Linked DNA regions of Homo sapiens: region 2 is linked to region 1. A link is a contact called in ENCODE Hi-C or POLR2A ChIA-PET data. All regions are on one chromosome and are shown on one strand. The core of a region is the stretch at or near the end of the contact, and the rest is flanking DNA. Distances in the headings are between cores, read along the strand shown.

The links. Hi-C counts contacts between places; a loop is a spot of excess contacts on that map. ChIA-PET counts read pairs that join two places held with the same protein, here RNA polymerase II (POLR2A).
Region 2: a map of Panc1 shows a loop between it and region 1 (3-fold over the local background). The contact joins the promoter of LINC01968 here to the enhancer-like site in region 1. A Hi-C loop is called at or near these places in 3 of 168 maps with a recorded cell type or tissue (CD14-positive monocyte, Panc1 and endothelial cell of hepatic sinusoid). POLR2A ChIA-PET finds 5 or more read pairs at or near these places in 2 of 52 experiments (T-cell and activated CD4-positive, alpha-beta T cell).

Annotation. Positions count from the first base shown.
Region 1 is chr3:194,779,887-194,784,807 of GRCh38, reverse strand. LINC01968 (long intergenic non-protein coding RNA 1968) reads right to left here. Exons shown (of 4, transcript NR_037891.1): 4 at 2,640-4,921. The region is part of intron 3 of LOC105374292 (a long non-coding RNA gene); the gene reads right to left. Among named protein-coding and RNA genes, the nearest start is that of LINC01972, 14 kb to the right of the region's middle. RefSeq lists an enhancer at 976-2,175. Within about 2 kb of position 1,912, at least 2 of the 41 ENCODE cell types and tissues checked have a DNase peak (open chromatin) inside an H3K27ac peak, as active enhancers do.
Region 2 is chr3:194,705,782-194,710,702 of GRCh38, reverse strand. LINC01968 (long intergenic non-protein coding RNA 1968) reads right to left here and starts at 2,282. Exons shown (of 4, transcript NR_037891.1): 1 at 1,556-2,282. LOC105374292 (a long non-coding RNA gene) reads right to left here. Exons shown (of 6, transcript XR_001741084.2): 1 at 4,727-4,921; 2 at 3,666-3,865.

The DNA.
Region 1 (4,921 bases), core at 663-3,162:
TATGTGTCTACCGGTATTCCTATATTCCATCATCTGTGTATTGGGAGAGAGAAAAAAAGCATTTGAGTAAAAGAAACGGTATCACATGAACGAGGGTGGGGAAGGGTGGGAAGGGTGGGGGGTGGGCAGGTCAGGCAATTCTATGGCTTCTCCTTTCTCCAGCTCCAGGGAGAAAAGTCCAAGTTGCAAGAAGACAAGAGAGTGTGAAAGGAGACAGGCCCCCGGAGGCCCCTTGGAAACTGTGGAAGGAAGACACATGGCAACTCAAAGGGCTGGAGCATGATCTTCCCCTACAAGCCAGAGTAAATGAGGGAGACGAGGGAGTCCCTCTGGGGAGGTAAAGCACACACGTAATCACTCATGAGAAAGGCTGCATGAGCTCCATGAAGCCTGGACAACATCCCACTAATTTTTCCTATTGTTTGCTGGTGTCTAATGCTGGCTCCCCAAAAATCACCAAAGCAACCTGTTGATAAGAAACAACTGTATTTATTCTTACCTCAGCAAGGGAGAGTGCTACTTCCACTGAGTCTTAGGGGTGTCCAGGAAGGAGTCAGACAAAGTCAAGGAATGTATTGTATCGGGATTTTGAAGTCTGCTTGAAGGTGAGTCTTTAAATTGGGTGAGTTCCGGGTTAGCTTATCTGGGATTTTCTTGGGTTCCCCTTCCTGGTCCAAGATGGCACCCACGGCTGCAGGTGACATTCCCTCATACAAACGCACTCAGATATAGGAAAAAGCAAGTATTTGGTATTTTTTTTTATGAATGAAGGAAACATTCCCAGATGTCCTCCCAGGCTCCCCTTTCCATCTCATTGGCTAGGGTGAAGTCATATTCCCACGCCTCAGCCAATCACTCCAAAAAGAAAGGAATTCGCATAATTGGCCTAAACTCCTGAGGTAGATTCCAACTCTGATTCCATTTCTAAATTTCCAAGGTTCTTTCCAGTTCGAGAATCCTAAGTTTTGTAAGTAGCCACTCCTTTTTCAAAAAGCTGCTTTTCTGACTTATTTATAGCCCAGTTTTCCTATCCCACTCCCTGCCTTTGAGGCTGCAGTTTGCCCCTGGTGACACGTTTACCATGTGAACACTGCGAACACAGTCCCGATGAGCTGGGTACAGGCCCAGACAGTAAGGGCAGGCAGCTAATTGCAGTTTTACCCTCTCCCTCAGCTTCCCTACAAAAAAGAAATAAAAGGATGTTGGGAAGCAAAGTCTGAGCTGAGAAAATGTTGACTGCAGAGAGTATACTGTTTTGGATTCTCTATGAACCCCAGATCAGCATATACTTGATGGGCTGATCTCTCCAATCTGTCTAGGACTTCTGCAATAACCCGAAATAACCAGAGTTATCCTAAACTAACCCAAGCCAGCAGCCTAAAACCAAATCTGCCTTAGTGCCCAGGCCCTGGATGCCAGCACTTAGAGAAAGGGCAGTCTGGGCCTCTGGCTTTCACTGTGTATGACAGAGCCCTGCCTCCCAGTAAGACGCACACAGTGAGGATTCTCACAACGTAGGAGAGCACAGGTCAGATTCCGGGCAAGCAAACAATCAAAGGCAAATGTCCACCATGTGGTTTCAGAGGCTCTAGCTCTCCCCTCCCAGGCACCACCCTTCACCCTCTGCCCACTCACTCTCAGCACCACTCCCTGTGTTCTCAGACTGAGAAATGTATCCACATGACACACTAGCAACCCACTTTCATCAAGCAGCAAGCACGGAAGGAGGAAGGCAGAACTCTTGGTTGGCCATAATTTCTCATCCACAGAATGAAGAGGAAGAACGGAGCATCTGAGCACACTACATGACAAATGTGGAAGCTGGAAAACCAGCGTGGCTGGCTGCACGGAGGGGGCGTGAGGACTGGCATCAAGTAGATTTGCCCTGTTGCCGATGGCATACTGCCAAGGGGTGTTGGGTTGGAGGGCATCCATCCTGCGCCCAGTCACTGAAGCCCTGAGTGTTCCAGACCCAAGCTAGGGGCAAGGCAGGTGACAGAGAAGACAAACAGTGTGATCTGCTCTCAGACACGTCCCTGGAGCCCTGCTGGGGAGGTACGGCACACACGCAATCACTCATGAGAAAGGCTGCATGGGCTCCATGAAGGCTGGACAACAGCCCACTGAATCATTACTGGTTCTCCAGCCCCTAAAATAAAATTTAATCTTCATTGATTTCTTACTAGGAGCCCAGCTCCATGCTGTTTTCTACATGTGTGATTTCATTTAGCCTAACTGTATGAGTCAAGTTCTCCAGAAAAACAGAACCAATAGGGGATATATAAAAAGAGATTTAGTATAAGGAATTGACTTATACAGTTATGGAGACTGGCAAGTCCAAAATCTGCAGAGCTGATGTTCCGGTTCAAGTCAGAAGGATGACAGCTGCCATAGAACCAGGAAGTTCTGATAAAGGCCACCAAATAGGAAGAATTCTCTCTTACTAGGGGGAGGGTCAGACTTTTGTTCCACACAGGACTTCAACTTACTGGATAAAGCCCACTCACCTTATTATTAATTTTGGATGAGATTAACATTAAATGTTACAAAAATACCCACAATAATGTATGACCCCATACCTGGGCACCCCATGACCCAGGAAAGTTGACACATAAAATTAACCTTCAAACTTACAAATCTCCTAGTGTTATTTAGAGATGAGTTTATTGAGACCCAGCATGAAGTGGAGACCCAGGATTTGGAACAAGAGACTCTGATTCCAGAACTTGAAGCCTTAACCATTATACTATACTACCTCTAGCTCCAGGCATACGGCAGATGCTCAATATGTATTTTGTTGAATAAATGAATGAAGTACTAAAGAACGATGTAAGCAAAGCCCTGTGGTTGAGGTGACTAAGGGAAGCTTTCATGAATTTTACTAGGTTGCTGTTTCTAGAGTGGACAGGGAGGTTGGGAGAAGGAGATGGGTGGAGACAGAGGCTAAAGTGGCCCCATGATCCCCACCTCTTGGTGCCCACGCCCTGATGTAATCCCTACCTTTTGAGTATCAGCAGGAATTGTGACTTGATGCTAAGCAATAAAGTATAACAAAGGTGACAGCTGTTGCTTCTGTGATTACATAATGTGAGCTTGTACAGTCCATCTTATTAGAAGAGCCTCTCTCTCACCAGCTTTGAAGAAGCAAGCATTCATGTTGAGGAGGCTCATGTGGCAAGGAACTCAAGGCAACTGCCCACAACCAGCTAGAAACTGAGGGCAGCCTCCAGCCAACAGCCAACAACAAACTGGGGGCCTTGGTCCGATCACTTGCAAGAGCCTGAATCTTACCAACATATGCGAAGTTGGGAAGCAGATCCTTCTCTAGCTGAAGCTTGGATTGAGACCACAGTCCTGGCTGACATCTTCATTGCAGCCTTTCAGAGGACCCAGCTAAGCCACACCTGAATTCTTGACCCACAGAAATTATGAGATAATAAGTGTGTATTGTTTAAAGGTGCTAAGTATATGGTAATATTGTTACTCAGTAATAGACAGCACAGCCTCATTGGCAGAGAAAAGAGCAGAAGCCAAGAGCTGGAGTTGGAAAGGTATAGAGAACATCAGTCCATGCTTGTTCCATGTGGCTGAAGTCGCAGGAGGTGGAGTTTGGAAAAGTGGGTTGGTGCCAGACAGTGGTGGCTTTTGAAGACAGAATGAGTTGTCTGGGCTCTGTCCTGCGGGAAAGGAGTTTCCGGTGATGGCTAATCCCGAGAGTGCTCCATGTGGGAAGTGGGGAGGTCCCTTTGAGCAGCCCTCAAATCACGCATTGGTGAATGTCTACCTGCAAGTCTGGTCCAGGTCTCTGGGGCTTCCAAATGAAGCTCTGGCCAAGATCCTGGGATAGGAAACCCCAAGTCACACTTTGTGACTTTTTGACTCAAGTCAGCTTGTGGCTGGGTGCAGGTCAGAACCTAGAGCCCCTGGAGAACAAGGACACCTCGGAGTTGTGTTGACTCCCTCAACCTCCCCCGTCCTCTGTGCACTCAGCTCAGGACTGGACCCACAGTCAGTGCCCAAAAGGACTCCTGGAACTGTCGGTGAAGCAAAGTGGCTCAACCTCAACCTGCAGTAACATCAGCTCACTCCACAGCCAGTGGAGAAACAGCCATGGCACTTTAAAAATCACTGTAGGGGATACAAGCGTATGGTAAATAACTCATGGGGTTTAAAACTCAAGAGTTTGTAGCTGGATTAAAAAAAAATGATCTTATCAACTGGAAAGGATATTTAGTGGAGCCCCTTAGTGGGGTGTCTTTCCCACTGTAATACATTAGTTGAATGATTTAAAATCCCTTAGCTTGGTGAGGGCCCCAAGAGGCAGAAGGTCAAGCGCATCTGCCTGGCATTGAGACATCGTGGGGGAGCTTCAGCTCCTGGGAGAAGGAAGCTGCTCAGAGGTGAAGTGGGGTCCAGAAAAGAAAGAGCTGCCACGTACCTCGTATTTGGCCAAATGACTATTTGGAGAATGGTCAGGAGTGTGGTTCACTGGTTCTGATGGTCCTGGACCATTGATCTAGAGGAAAGTTCTGGTGTGGAAGAGAGACCAGGCCAGGATAGAGAGAAAGGTTATGGGAGACAGTGCAGCAGCTCGGGAACCACAACCCCACAGACATTTAAAACAGGAAGTCCTTCAAGACCAGAAATCACCAGAGAGTCCAGCCAATGCTCGGAGGAACAAAACACCCAATGGCAAACCAAGGCCACATTCCAACCATTCCAGTCACTGCCCCAGGTTCCAGAAAGAAAACAACTTTAAAGGGCATCCCAGAGGGAAGAATTTCATTCAGCCTACAGATACCTCCAGACCACGTTGGCACCAGGCTGGGCATAGGCCATGTCATGGGGTAAGATAAGGCTCCTGTCCTCCTGGAGCTCCAAGGTCAGTGGGCAGACAGCAGGAAGACAGTGACAGCTCTAA
Region 2 (4,921 bases), core at 1,033-3,532, 74 kb after region 1:
TTGGTCCCAAATTCAAAATTTCCAGGGAAGGGACTTAGTGGCTGGGAGGTGGGTCACTTTGGCCAAGGGATGGCACACAGAAGAAAACACCAGTTCCCTTGGAGACCACAGGAATGAGCTGGGAGCAGTTCTTGGAAGAAGAGACGGTGCTATCGGAAAAAGTGGATGTGCCAGGCGGACTGGGCGGACTAAACAATAGGTTTCCAATTATTGGGTCTACACTTTCCTATATCTAGATTCCACTGAATACTTATTCTGAAATATATTCTTCCAAAAACAGGGTTTGTGGTTAAATAAATGTAGGGGAAACTATAGATTTTATCACTCATAGAGAATCATGAGACATATTAGCATATGAAAGGCTCTGACAATTTCTTTTAAAAAGAAACATCTTCAAGAATATTTGACCCAGTGTTTCCCAAGTTCATTTGATCACTGAAACCTTTTTTAATGCCATGCCCGTAACATTCCATGGGATTAGTGTTCTAAAAACATATTTTGGGAAAGCCATTCTAAGTGATAGATGTTCTTCAGAAAGACGTGAGTCAAATTCTTGAAAATAAGATAGCAGCCTGGGCACGGTGGCTTGCACCTGTGATCCCACCACTTTGGGAGGCCGAAGCGGATGGATCACCTGAGGTCAGGAGTTCGAGACCAGGCTGGCCAACATGGCGAAACCCCGTCCCTACTAAAAATACAAAAAAAAAACCACACAAAAAATTAGTTGGGCGTGGTGGCAGGCGCCTGTAATCTCAGTTGCTTGGGAGGCTGAGATAGGAGAATCACTTGAACCCAGGAGGCAGAGGTTGCAGTGAGCCGAGATCATGCCATTGCACTCCAGCCTGGGTGACAGAGCAAGACTCTGTCTCAAAAAAAAAAAAAAAAAGAAAGAAAGAAAAGAAAAAAAAAAGGCCTTTACACAAACCAGAGAGCTGGGTATTTATAGAAACTGTTAAATTATTTTCAAAGAGTTGTTTCATAACGTAATTTAAACGCCATCAGTGCTACCAGTTTCTAGGCTCAAGAGTTTTACGTGCTCAGAGTTACGTGTCTTATTAACATGGGCTACATCTCTGCAGCCCCAGACCTTCCCTATCTGGAGCATTCCTCTCCCGGGCACCCTCACATGTTGTTCAGAAGCCTTTTCAACTGTTTTCTAATACCCTGTCCCCTTTGGGGTAAAGCACATCTTTATGCCATTATGGGGCTGGCCACTGCAGTTTGCAAAATCAACTTAGCACAGGGACATCTGTTCTACTCTGTGTGCTGGTGTCATAAAAGGTCCCACTGGGCTGAGCAATGCACCTGAGAGCAGTGTTAACAGCACCTCACATCTGGGGTGGCCTGGAGGCTGGGCCAGCATGAATTAGTGTAATGAAGGTCTTCTCCTCTCTCACACGAGGTTGGAATCTCACACCAGATCAACTACCTGGATTAGAGATACAACCAAAGAGCACAGTAAACTGCATGGACATTTAGGACCAGAGCACTAATATAGGTTGGCTATTAAATCTGGAAACAGGTGAATATATAATAAATGGTTTGTTGGTATTACCTTATGATGCATGATAATATAATATCTACATGTCCAGACTTCATGGCCACTCTGTAGCAGAAGCTATTATTTATATCAAGCAGTTATTAAGTGTCAGGAGGTCCTCTTCTAAATGCTTCACCTGAATTAGCTAATTTAATTCTCACGATGCCATGAGGAGGGTACTGTCATCATTTCCACAGTAATAGGTCAGGAAACCAAGGCACAAAGGGCTTCAGCATCTGGCCCAAGGTCCGCTGTTGGTAAGTGGTGGGGCTGAGCTCGGGGAGCCCCACTCTGGAACCGGTACTCTTACACATACACTACGGCCGCCTCTCCAGGTGTCATGAAAGTCTCCTAGGCTTTGCTGAATAGCAGTCAAAAAAAACTGGGATTTAGCCTTCTCTATCTTGCTATTTTTGTTTCCATGGGTGGCATAGGAAAAATCATTGTAATTAACATCTGTACCACTCTTTGTAGTTTGGTCCTCATCACGACCCATTACAGCAAACCAGGCAAGGCCTATATTTCCATTTCCAGATGAGGAAGCTGAGCCTTTAACAGGATCCCTACCTAACAAATGGCAGAGCCATGTCCTCTGACGTCAGGAGCTTCATGATTTTAACTTACTGCTTGTGTTGGGTTCTGTGGTAGCCAATATACAAGGTGGTCCCGAGTGATCTTTGCCTCTTGTGTTATTTCCTCCCACGCTGAACAGGACTCACTTGTATAACCACTGTGACATTGTGGAAATGATGATGTGTGACTTCTGAGGTGAGGTCATAAAAGGCATTGCAGTTTCTACCTTGATCTCTCCTGGATCATTCACTCAGGAGGAAGTTGGCTGCCATGTTGTGAGGATGCACAAGCAGCCCCATACAGAGTCCCTCCTGGTGAGGATCCAAAGCCACCTGCCAACAGCCCGTGAAGAACTAAAGCCTTCTGCCCACAACCAATGCAACCAGTGCTAATTTGTCAGCCTTGTGAGTGGGGCCCCTTGGAAACAGATCCTCCAGCCCCATGCAGATGACTGCAGCCCAAGCTGACATCTTGACTGCAAATTCATGAGAGACCCCAAGTCAAATTCACCCAGTTAAATCACTCCTGCATCCCTGACTCACAGGAATTGTGAGATAATAAATGTGTATTATTGTTGTAAGCCACTTAAAATGATTTTTAAAAGCCGAGCTTGGTGGCACGTGCTTGTCCTCACAGCCACTCAGGAGGCTTGAGTCCAGGAGTTCAAGGCCAACCTGGGCAACATAGTTAAAAACAAAACAAGGCTGGGCACGGTGGCTCACACCTGTAATCTCAGCACTTTGGGAGGCCGAGACGGGCGGATCACCTGAGGTCAGGAGTTCGAGACCAGCCTGGCCAACATAGTGAAACCCCATCTGTACAAAAATACAAAAATTAGCCAGGCATGAGGGCAGGTGCCTGTAATCCCAGCTACTCAGGAGGCTGAGGTGGGAGAATTGCTTGAACCCGGGAGGTGGAGGTTTCAGTGAGCTGAGATTGCACCATTGCACTCCAGCCTGGGCAACTGAGTGAGACTTGGTCTCAAAAAAAAAAAAAAAAGAAAAAGAAAAAAAAAGCAGTTTTTTAACTATTTTTTTTTTAATGTGGGAGAAGTGTTTTATGTAGCTGTGGATAACTAATACAAGTTCTCACTCCAAAGTCCTAATCCTGATGAAGGTTTAACTGGCTGTGGTCTTAAGAAAGTCTCGGAAGCACTCTCTGCGATTCAGTTTCCTCTCCCGCTAAATAATAATCTAAGCTGATTTCTGAGTCACCCTTAAAGTGAATAATGAACCATGGCAGCTGGGTTCAGGGAACACTCTCTGTAAAGCTGAACTCCTGGCACACATAGGCTGGTTCTTGGCAAACCGGCACCATGTACCTGTCAGGATTTAAGGAACATTTCATTTGTGCATCCAATCTACCAACACGTAAAGACCTAATTTAGGTAACAATAGACCACGATCGTCACTGAGTATCACTTAAGTTCCCTGCTCTGTGCCAAGATACCCCCAAAGTAGGGGGGCCTCTGCTCACACCGTTAGGTTCACCAGAAATGCCTTCCCTTACCCCACAGCTACCACAACTATCCCTTGCCCAAAGCCCATCTCACCTGCCTCTGAAGCTTCCTCAGGCAGCTCCAGCTAACACTGCCCTCAGGACCACCCACAGCAGGAGAAGCCGCAGGTGTGTCAGCAGACGTGTGCTGGTCAATGTTTAACAATCAGCTCTCTGCAGAGAAAAGGCCTCTCTTGACTTCTGTGGTGTTAATACTTCTACCGTAGCTGGTTTAAAGCTACCAGCATTGCATCCCTGAAAGCAGAATTGGAAAAAGATATGCACGATCAGTCTCCCAAGCCAATACCAGCTGCTCCGGCACAGCCCTGTGTTTCTGACTCCTTCTTTCTCACTGTCCTCGTGATTACTTTGAAATATCCCTGGAACCTGCCCTTTCTGCATTCCCAGCATCTCTCCCTCAGCCCAGGCCTTCATCCCACCTGGACTATTGCAAGAGCCTCTTTCACCTTCTGTCTGCCTTCAGATCCTCCTCACCCCCATCCTTCCTCCACACCACACAGCAGGAAGTTCCTATACCATCGCCTCAGGGCACCAGGCCCTCTGTCCTCAAAATCCTTCAAACCCACGGTTTTCAACGGGAAGGTCAAAGTTGTTGGATATACAAGCTCTTAATGACAGACCCTTGCCTATATCTCATCTTCACACACACACACACACACACACACACACACACACACCACACACACACAAACACACACACAGACACACACACAAACACACACACACAAACACACACACAGACACACACACAAACACACACCACACACAAACACACACACACACACACACACAAACACACACCACACACAAACACACACACGTGCGCGCACACACACACACACACAAACACACACACCACACACACACACAAACACACACACACAAACACACACACACACACACACACACGTGCGCGCGCACTTGACCCCAGGGGACTCATGTGATTCCTGTAGCCTAAATGCCTTCCGCAGTCACAAATCCCACTCCTCCCTCTGGGCTCATGGGCATTATCCTCTTCCCTGCTAAGCATTCCTCCCCACTCCCACCACTGCCCATCTCCACATTCCACTGGCGTTTTGCTGAGAGCTCACTCACCATGGGGAAGCACCGCCAGCTCTGCGCAGCTCTGACCTTCTCTCCTCTCCCTGAGCCACAGGCTCCTTGAGGACAGGACTGTATGGCGGGTCTCCCATTCTTCAGTGTCCTGGCAATGGGAGAGCCTTTTCGGATTTGGAGAGGGGAAAGGTAGTGAGGAGGTCAGTGGGGTGAGGCCGTGGGAATGGGGCAGGA